2 separate regions of the Mus musculus genome follow, and region 2 is linked to region 1. The links are chromatin loops, found by intact Hi-C in ENCODE. Cell type or tissue: heart. All regions are shown on one strand. Each heading gives the region's core, and the rest is flanking DNA. Links, peaks and the distances in the headings are about the cores only.

Region 1 (5,371 bases), core at 257-5,256:
GAGGGCAGAGGTAAAAGGACCATTGACAATTTAAGGTCAGTTTGAGTTATATAGTGAGTTCTAGGACTGCCTGGGTTATTGGCAAACCAAATGACCAACAGACCAACCCAGGGGAAACAGAAGAAAAAAGAAATCTCAAAAATATGCTGGCTTAGCTTTTAAAGAGCATAAACTACTCTTCTACCAGAGGACCTGAATTTGACGACAGGTGGTTCTCCAGCTGGTGTGTGTGTGTGTATCTGACACCTATGGCTTCTGCCAGTACCAGTACTCACATGCACTTAGCACCACACAGACCACACACATATGAATAAAAAATATTTTTTAAAAAGTTATTAAGTCTGGCTCATGCCTTACAATCCTAGCACATAGGCGGTGGCTAGAGGACTAGGAATTCAAATTGGAAGCTGGCAGATCAATATTTCAAAGTCATCCTTGACGAAAGCCAGCCCAAGCTACATGAGACCATGCAAAGAATAATCCCCAAACCTCTACAAAAACACTTCAGCGAGAAATACTGTTCTCAACCAGTGTGTAGAACACCTGGTGAGAGCTTTACCCACCCTTTAATAAAGTCATTAAAACTAACACCATCAAGCTGTTTAAGGACATCACAGTCAACTCTCATTTGTTTTTGAGGCAGTGTCTCACTCGGAAGTTTTGGAACTCTCTAAATTGATGAGGGTTGCTTGGAACTCAGATCCACCTGGCACTAATCTCCTGAACGCCGGCACCAAGGCCCGTACCACCAAGCCCAGCTTCACACTATTAGTCAAGGCTTCAGTAATTACTAAGGAGAATCATACATCCTTAAGTATAGTGAACATCTACAAAGATGAAAGCAGGTTCTTTAAGAGGCAATGTGTTACAAAACTCCATAAGGCAAAGAGAAAGTTATGGGGTAGTTCCTGGAGTCTCAGTTTTGGCCTTCTTTGAGAGGGTTTCATGTGTACCAGGCAGATCTTGAATGCCTGACCTCCTGCTTCGACCTCCCTGGTGGAATCACAGGCATGCACCACCCACACTCGGTTTTTCTCACTGGGGAGCCAACCGGGTTTTATGCATTTAAGCATCGACTGAGATGACCTAGCTGTATTGCTTTAGCAGCCCTGATTTTGCATATCGGGGACTACAGGGGAGTGTCACAGCACCAAGCCTCATACTGCTCTTTAAAAAGCAGACTCCTTGACTTTTCAGTGTTTGATTCAAGGATTTTTTTTTTTAAGTAAATTGCCAAAAGTTATGTAAGTATCACAATGCAACTGTGGAAAACATCACCCTACTCTTTTATAGTGTCCCTTTTTTAAGCTTTGTTTTTGTGGTTCTGGGGAGGGAACCCAGATCTCCCACTTGCTAGAGAAGAGCTGTCAATCAAGCCACACCCCTACCCCCTATTAGGTATAATTCAAGAAACTGAAACTGTTAAAAGAAGCATCTATAAAAAATGCTTTTAGATTTAGAATCTTGCTATCCCTAGGACCTTTTTTCCTAGCATACTTAGTTCTTAACAATTCTACTAGGTGTGGTAGGAAAATAGACCTCCCTGGTATCAGAAACTGTTATAAGACTTCCCCTAGGATCAGAAACTCAAGTTTATTTTCTTTGTGCCTTCCTGTCACTAGCACGCGTGAACGGAAACAAAACCCACAAATTGACTGTATCGACTGTACAGACTATGGGGTTGGGGTAAGTAGGGGGGGATCCCCTTCCACACAACTTCCTCTCCCCAAGTACAGCGGAGTCGGTCAGCGCCCCGATAGTACTCGCTCTGAAGTGTGTACAAGAGTCCCGGATCATCAAAACTTAAACTTTCCTTTCTACCAGGGTTCCAGAAAATTGGCCCATGGGGACAGCAAGCAAGCATTTTAACGCGCACCCTTCGGTTGCATAAGAATTCCGGCATAACAGGTAACAATCACAGAGGAGACAAACGGGATGCGATCGACTGGACGGTACGAAACGGCCTTTCGAGATCACAAGTCTGCGGCGCAAACCCAAAGTTTGGAGCACACTCCTTAGGAGTTCACTCGACAACCGTCGCCACCGACCCAGACGAAGAACGCTGAGAAAATGGGTGCCCGAGGAATCAACACATCCGCATTCATCTCGAGGTAGGCGTCAAGATTCTTCGACTCCTCCGGCTTTGTTCGGCGCTTCCGAAGAAGGAACGACCGAATTTCGGTCTTGGAAGCCGCGAACCTGGGTGTGTTCTCCGGCTGGTTCCCGGGACTTTAGCATCGCCCCGCCCCGGGCGCCGCGCACTCGTTCCCCGGATGGAAGGCGCGGAGCTTCGGGGGAAAGGAAGCAGCCCGGGGAGCCCGGGGAGGCCGCAGCCCGGCCCTTGTCGCTTGGGGGCCGGGAGGGAGCGAGGCCCGTGAGGACCGCAGAGGGAGAAGAGCGCGAGGGCGGCGGGGCGCTCTACCCGCGCCCCCCAAAACCCCGAGGCCCGCCCCGCCGTACCTTTGGCGAGGGCTACCGTGGAGTTCTCGGTGTCGATGGTGTAGAGGATGCCCTCGTAGCGGATCTCCGCCTTGGAGATGAGGCTGATCTTGCTGCCGATGTAAGGGGTGCCCCCGCTCATGGCGCCGCCGCCGTCGCCCGCCGCTCGCACTCAGTCAGATCCCGCGCTGCGCCCGCCGCTCCGCCCGCCCGCCCGCTCGCTCGCTCCCTCCGTCGGCGCCTCACAGCAGCCGCCTCAGAACCAACATGGCGGCCGCGCCGGCTCCGCTTACCCTCCCCCAGCCTCCCGCCCTCAAACCGCGGCGCGGCGGCGGCGGCGGCGGCAGCAGCGGCGGCGGCGCAGGGCATGCCGGGAGGGCGAGGCGGCGTGCTTTCTCGCGAGACTCGCCGAGCTCACGGACGGTCCCGGGCTCTTTCCGCGGCGGCCCAGAGCGCTTGGCTTGCGCTCCCGACGTGGAAGGTTTTCACGGCACCTAGATGTCGCGGGAAGACTAGACGAGGGCCCATCCCGCCTGGTGATGCTGACTGCGGCCTCTGCCATTTCTAGGCGGGCTGCACTTTGGTACGAGCCCAGAGTCTTTGTAAGCGGTCGCCTCCCAGCTCCGGAGCCGCTCTCCGCGGGCCACGGAACTCTCACTGTAAACGCCAGAGCAGCCATCTTCGCCTGAGGAGTCTCACACTCCAAGGGCTGCCGCTCCGGGAGGCTCTGGGACTCTGTCCCCCAAACTGAGTCCAACCCTTTTTATGCGGCTTGATCCGTGTCCTAGCTTTCAAGATGTTCCCGGTCACTAACTATGCAAGAAACACCAGTCCAAGTGTTTCTCTGCCGCTTTGATCACTTAATGTCAGCTCCACTTTCTTAATAACGATCATCTCTCCGATCGGATACCAAATTGGCATCTTAAAACTTTGCATCCAGAGATGTAACTCTTCGGTTTTACTCCAAACTCGTCCCTCTAGCTTGTTCTCGGAGGTAACTATGAACCGGGAACGTTTGCTTAGTAGCTAAGACCCCAGTCCTGGATTGTCTTACACCTCCACACCTGTCCTAACTATAAATCTTGTCTGTTCAGGCTGGACCGTCTCCATCCGTACAGCTCTATATAACGCCTCAGTTACCCTGGCCAGAGTTGTTGGCAGTAGCTCCCGAAGAATTCTATTTCTCTTACCCCTACTAGGTTTTTCTTAACACAGCAGTCAGGGGGAATCATGTTCAAGTAGCAAGAGATTTTGGACTTTTGTTCAACTCAAGATAACATCCGTCTACTCAGTGCGCTCCACAGGTTACATTTTACACAAGGTGAAAACCAGACTTCCTAGTTTGGCTTATGAGGGCATGGATGATTTAATTTGTTGTTACACAGCTCCATACTGTTCCAAGCATCCCTTCTTCTCACAGCTTCCACAGTTCATTATACTCTGCTCAAAGCTGCCCTAAGAGGTGATGTATTTACAAAACTACAGTAGATCTCGCTTTACACCCCTCTTCTTGCCTTGCTCCCTCCCTACCCCCCATCGCATTTGTCTATTTAGTCATAAGTGTTTGTCTCCCTTCTTGGCTAGAATGCAAATATTTTGAGGAAGGGTTTCTGGTTTTAGACACTGTTTGCATCATCCTTGGGGCCAAGTGTAGCAACCGGCCCAGGACAGCTGCTCGGTAGACATTTGCTGCAAGAGTGAACAACTGGGATAAGAGCCGAACACAGGCAGCAAGTAGGATGTCTGGTGCGCTGAGCCAATGCATGGTGATTATCTGCGTGTTCCGGGAAAGCAGGAGAGAAGATTGATGAGCTGAGCTGTGACTGGTGCCCAGTGGCTTCAAGGGGGTCCCTGCTTCAGCATACAGTCATTATTTGGTGTGCAAATCTGCGTTTGGAGTCTTCCCTTTGTAGGTCTCAGACCAATGTTGCCTTCTCTTCCATAGTGAACACATTCTTTCCCTTGTCAGTTTCTATAAACTGATGATACCTAACTCTCAAATTTACATCTCTCACATCTCCTGGCTTCACACATACCAACCACATCACTGCCATCTCTGTTGGGTTTATTCCATGGTGTTAGCTGGTGATGGAACTAGCTGTACTCCATGTCCCAATTACATAGTACATTTAATTGCCAATTTGATAATTTCTCCGTTACTGTATCTATTCTCCTCTCTCCCCATCACCCCCAACAAACTGTCTTTATTCATGGTTCCTAGGGTCTTCTGGGGCCCAAGGTTTGTGTCTGCGATGGTTTGAATGTGTCTCCCAAGAATTCATGTAAAGTTTAATCCTCACTGGGGCAATATTGAAAAGTGGTTGTGGGCCGGGCAGTGGTGGCACATGCCTTTAATTCCAGCACTTGGGAGGCAGAGGCAGGCAGATTTCTGAGTGCGAGGCCAGCCTGGTCTACAAAGTGAGTTCCAGGACAGCCAGGGCTACACAGAGAAACCCTGTCTCAAAAATACAAAAAACAAAAAAACAAACAAACTAATTGATGGGGGAAGACCCAGCCCATTGTGGGTGGAGCCACCTCTGGGCCGGTTGTCCTATGATCTATAAGAAAGCAAGCTAAGCAAACCATGGAGTGCAAAGCTATAAGCAGCACCCCTCCATGGCCTCTGCATCAGCTTATGCCTCCAGGTTCCAGTCCTGGCTTCCCTCAGTGAGGGAGTGTTACCTAAAAGTGTAAGGGAAGAAATTCTGACGCCCCCAAGTTGCTTTTTGGTCGTAGTGTTTTATCATAGCAATAGTAACCCTAACCAGGAAACACGCAAAATCTTTTTTGTTGTTTTGAGACAGAGTCTATATAGCCCTGACTGTCCTGGAATTTGCTGTGTAGCCCAGGCTGGAACTCAAAGGGATCCATGTGTCTCTGCCTCCTGAATACCAAGAAAAGTCATTTGGCACTACACCCAACTAGGCTATAA
Region 2 (5,371 bases), core at 77-5,076, 220 kb before region 1:
AGAAGCCTTCCGTAACCATCCAGATAAACATCACTGCCAAGGTGTGACTCAGCTTAGGACAGGCTGCTGCCACAGAAGAACTTAGTCAAACAAGTTAACACAGAAAACATCCGCTGGGAAGGGAGCTGCAAGAGAAAACAACAACAAAAACAATTGCAATGGCGTTGAGGGGAGAGCGCTGGCAGAAAACAGGACAGCAGGACCTCTGACCTTGCAAGCCATGGGAAATATTCAAAATAGTATCTTTTCTCCCTGGGATGTAAAGGAACAAACTTAAATATGAAGAGGATATGAAAGACATCCCAATTTGTTCCTTCCAGATAGCCAGTGACCTGAGTCACTCCCTTATTCTTTTCACTCTTTGGGATTCAAGAGGTAGGCTTGTGTGGTGAAGGTTCAGGGGCCTGGTCAATCCCCAGAACCCAAAGGGTGGGAGGAGAGGGTGAGACCAGTTGTCCCCAGACTTCCATTCCCATGCAAATGATGTGCACAAGTGCCCCATAATAAGTAAATGAAATGTTAATCATAGAAATAAAAATAAAAAGAGCTAGCCTCACCCACTCTCTCCCTCTGTTAAGTGAAACCTTGGTCAAGTGTCCTAACTGCAGTATGGGGAAGTTACCTGAGCCTTTGATCTTCCCACATGTTTCTTTTGAAACAAGAACTGCCTGTTGAGGTTGCTGACATCGATAGTGTCCAGATCAATCTACAAATAAAGAAAGGGAGGTAAATCCCAATTTCTGAGCAACACCGCTGTCTTCACTGTGCTTAACCCAGAGCTTACCTGCAGCCAGTGCTTTCCTGGACAACTCACACCCAATTGTTGACCAGATAACAACTGCATTTAAACATTACGGGAAGAACAGCACTTAAGTCAAAGGTAACCTCAAAAATGCATTAAGGATGGCTAATTTTTTTTTGTTTATTTAACCATGATCAATGCAAATATTTCAGGGAATTCCTTAGATATCATAAAAGATTTGATTAAAAATATAAAAAGCCGGGTGTGGTGGCGCACGCCTTTTGATCCCAGCACTCGGGAGGCAGGGGCAGGCAGATTTCTGAGTTCGAGGCCAGCCTGGTCTACAGAGTGAATTCCAGGACAGCCAGGGCTACACAGAGAAACCCTGTCTCGAAAAAAAACCAAAAAATAAAAAATAAAAAAATAAAATAAAATAAAATTTTCTGGGTGGGCAAGGTGGTGCAATCAGTTACCTGTTAGCTGAAGGTCAGCCTGGTCTCCATAATGAGTTCCAGACCAACCAGGGCTACAAACAGAGACTCTGCCTCAAAATTCAGTAAATAAGTAGTTTTCTAGGCCAAGGAGATTGAAGGCAGTAAAGTGGCTGCCCTGGGGCTGGAGACATGGCTCAGCAGTTACTAGCACTGGCTGCTCTTCCAGAGGTCCTGAGTTCAATTCCCAGCAACCACATGGTGGCTCACAACCATCCATAATTGGGTCTGATGCCCTCTTCTGGCGTGTCTGAAGACAGCTAAAGTGTACTCACTGTACTCACATATATTAAATAAATAAATCTTAAAAAAAAAAAAAGCGGCTGCACTGCCAGCTACAAGGAGCAGAGTTTGATACTTCAAAAGCCACGTTAAAACAAGCTGGGCACAGTGGCAAGCCTTTGCAATTCCAGAGCCAGGGCAGTGGGGCTAGGAGGAATTCCTGGACTCACTAGCCAGTTAGCCTAGTACATCTGCAGAGTTCCAGGGTAGAAAGAGACCCTGCCTCAGTAACTGCTCGACAATGCCCAGGGAGAACGAACCTTGAAGTTGTCCTCTGGCCTCCACACACAAAAAACACCCATCTGTCTGATAATTTCTGATTTCCCGTGCCATGTCATTTCTCATTAAGCAATATGGAGCATGTTAGTTACTTTCATTCTTTCTTTTTTTTTGAGATGGTTTCTCTGTGTAACAGCCTCAGATCCCCTGGAACTCTCTTTGTAGACCAGGCTGGCCTGGAACATACAGAATACAGAGGTCAGTCTGCCTCTGCCTCCTAGTGCTGGAATTAAAGATGTAAGCCACCACACTCACGTTAATTCCTTATCTACACATTCACTCAGGATTACTTGAGGGCTGTTGAAGAAAATGCCCTATGTATGGTAAAATAAATAAGTAAAGTAAAATCTAGTCTAGGAGCCGTCGTAGATGGCTAAACAGTTAAGAGTGCTGGCTGCTCTTGCATAGGACCAGGGGTTCAATTTTCAGGCTCAACATGGTGAGTCACAGCCATTGCTAACACCAGCTCCAGGGATCCAACGCCCCCTTCTGGCCTCTGGGGGCACCAGGCACAGACACAATGCAGGCAAATGGCCCATACACGTAAAATAAAGGAAAAAGTTTAAAGTAAAATTAAATTTTAATCTAATTGCTACTTTAAAGGGGAAAAGAATTAACATCATTTACATTCTATTTCAACAAACTTACATAAGCAACAAAATGTTCTCATCATCAAACATTCTAAAGTTTAGAGTAGTATGGGAAAATTATGGAACATAATCATTGAAATATTCATTTGTACTTCAAAGTTCACTATAAAAATTTAACCAAAGAAAATTAAAACAGAGAACAAGCATTTACTTTTTCAATTCACTCCTGTCTATTGAAAAATCTACTCTTAAAATAGCATCAAGCGTCACTAGCATATTATGGATTATACTATTTTCTATGGACCAAAACTGGGTGTGAAGCCTGACCAATGAAGAATGTTTCCCTCCAATTCTGCCTCAGCTGAAACCCTGACACCTGCAATTTCATCCCGTGTTTCTGTTAAACCTTAAGGCATCTTCAATTCACATCCAAGGTTCATATAATATCTCCAACACATTCACAAATTACAGGGGTTTCCTGTCATTGCACATTACGCTAACGCAAAACTTAAGAATCCTGACAACCAAAAAAAAAAATTTTTTTTTAATTTCTTGGGTAAGATGTTGCTACGTAGCCCAAGCGGACCTCAAACTTCCAGTTCTACAGTCTCTCGATGCACGGATTACAGTCTGTCACCCAATCCTGCAAACCCCAGGGAGTATCTATAATGACATAAACACGGATCTGCACGATGCCCAGACCAGAGGAGCGCGAGCCCCAAGGAGTCTAACCAGCCACTTACGGCGTGCCCCCAGGGTAAGTTACTCAACCTCATAGCGTCTCACTTTCCTCATCTGTTAAAAATAAAACGGGATGCAGACAGCACTTGCAACCTGAGGGCCGGTGGCAGACTCGGGAATGAATGCACGTGTGCACGCCCGGCGTGCTGTGGCTGGTGGCTGCAAACCGCTCGGCCGCGGGATCGTTATTTTAAGTTGGAGAATATTTGAATTAAAGTCACAGCATCTACAGGGTCTCTTCTTGCATCCCAGTGTAACTGGGGAAACTGCCTCGGGAGGCGGCGCGCGCAGGCCCAGGGAGCCGAGGGCCGCGAACAGGAGGTCCGGAGAGCCGGAGTCCCGCGTCCCACCAACCCGCTTCCCGCACGGTGATCCTAACCCCAGGCCTCTCGGGCCGCGCCGCCCTGACTCCCGCCCGGAACCGGGCCCCGCAGGCAGACCGCCATTCACCCGGAGCCCGGGCCTCACCAGGTCGATGTGGGAGAAGCCAGTGAGCACCAGGTTCTTGAGCAGCTCACAGCCGATCCCACCCGCGCCAACCACCAGCACCCGGCCGCCGGACACCGCCTCGGCCAGCTCCCGGGGCAACCCCCGCGACAGTGCCATGGCGGGACGTCTACGAGCCGCCTCACAGTCGGAGGCGGGAGAACCAGAGCGGCAGCCGGAAGTCGGTGGGGGAAGGGCAGCGCAGCTTCCGCTCCTGCGCAGTGCGGCCGCCATCCCGCCCCGGGATGGGCTCAGGCGACACCCTGAGTCCTGGGATTACTTCTCACACAATTCCAGAGGAACACAAACCAGCTCTCAGCCTGAGATGCCTAGGGTCACCTTCTAAAGACCTCGGTTTGAATTCCCAACAAAAGCTCTTTATTTAAAGGTTAAAAAAGCTATGACCCGGCCGGGAAGTGGTGGCACACGAGGAGGATTTCTGAGTTCGAGGCCAGCATGGTCTACAGAGTGAGTTCCAGGACAGCCAGGGCTACACAGAGAAGAAACCCTGTCTCGAAAAAACAAAAGAAAGAAAGAAAAAAAAGCAGGAAACACATATTAAACGACATACAACATAGCCACATTTATCAATATACTCCATGAGCTGGACCGATGGCCCAGAGGTTAAGCGCACATACTGCTACTGCAGAGGACCTGAGTTCAGCTGTCAGCATTCATATTAGGCAGCTCAACACTACCTGTAACTCCACCTACTAGGGATCTAACACACTCTTCTGGCCTCAGCAGGAAAACAGACACACATACTGCTTACATCCTCACAAATACATTCTCATACACATAACAAAAAATAACAATAAACCTTACAACTATATTCCAATATTAAAATTTTCAGCAATGCAAAAACTGCTATTATTTTTGCACCCACCAAATTGATGAAATATACTGTGGCTTTTGTCAACCACTCATGACTGCTAACGCTCTTGCTTCTGTTGACCATTGTTTGTCAATCATTCATGGCTGGTAACACTCTGAGGATAAGCCATGGAGCTAGAATGCCTCAGATGGAAATCAGGTCACAGAAACACTAATTTTCCTCTACTTTTCTGTCTTGGAACTGACTGTAAAGAAGTTCTCTGATTCACGCTGACTCCGGTACAGTCAGCATCAGTTATGAGACTGTTTCCTGTGTGTCTGCCACATGTACACACACTACATGTGGAGGCTAGTGTGCCCTTCCCCCCAGCCTTGAGCTGGCTGAATCAGACCGGTTTCTGCCACAGTAGGCTAGCCCACCCAGGGTGGAGTCTTCTGACCTAGGTGAAGTCTTTTGTCTGCCACATCTGCAGCTTCCTGCAAGAAGCTACCTGCAGAACAGCTGAGCTTGCTTTCCTGAGGTGATCCTGACAAAGTGGGGGATGGGTCTCCCCCCTTTAAATTTAAGACTATATTGAGCCTTGTTCAGAGAACTTTGCCTTGGCTTGTTATTTCTCTAGTCATCCTTCCCATCCATCCCCAGCTTTCCTTTCAGGAACCCAGTAACCCATGGCCACTGGCAGCTGCAGGCTAGAGGAGAATTCTGGGTATCATACTCTATCACTTTCCACCTAGGGTTTTGTTTGTTTGTTTGTTTTCATCGAGACAGGGTTTCTCTGTATAGTCCTGGCTGTCCTGGAACTCACTTTGTAGACCAGGCTGGCCTCAAACTCAGAAATCCGCCTGTCTCTGCCTCCCAAGTGCTGGGATTAAAGGCATGCACCACCACCGCCCAACAGTTTTGTTTTGTTTTGTTTTGTTTTAAG

What was found. A loop is a pair of places that touch in the nucleus more often than their neighbours do. Peaks named below come from ENCODE experiments on the same cell type or tissue, not always from the same donor. Only the 100,000 strongest peaks of a DNase experiment are listed, where the experiment ranks them.
Region 2: a loop joins it to region 1, with 2.4 times the contacts of the local background. A loop is called at or near these places in 1 of 42 quality-filtered maps.

Annotation. Positions count from the first base shown.
Region 1 is chr7:34,386,898-34,392,268 of GRCm38, forward strand. Lsm14a (LSM14A mRNA processing body assembly factor) reads right to left here and starts at 2,808. Exons shown (of 11, transcript NM_025948.3): 1 at 2,461-2,808. The coding sequence starts at 2,581. Gm12764 (predicted gene 12764) reads left to right here and starts at 1,716. Exons shown (of 2, transcript NR_169160.1): 1 at 1,716-2,111. In heart, for the core only: no CTCF peak of the experiment used is centred there; DNase peaks (open chromatin) are centred at 1,714, 2,294, 2,844, 4,124 and 1 weaker place; H3K4me3 peaks cover 3,883 bases; H3K27ac peaks cover 2,944 bases.
Region 2 is chr7:34,164,780-34,170,150 of GRCm38, forward strand. It overlaps Uba2 (ubiquitin-like modifier activating enzyme 2), which reads right to left and starts at 3,750. Exons shown (of 17, transcript NM_016682.2): 1 at 3,594-3,750; 2 at 623-706. The coding sequence starts at 3,731. In heart, for the core only: CTCF peaks have their summits at 2,278 (motif pointing left) and 2,478; a DNase peak (open chromatin) is centred at 3,792; H3K4me3 peaks cover 2,143 bases; H3K27ac peaks cover 1,512 bases.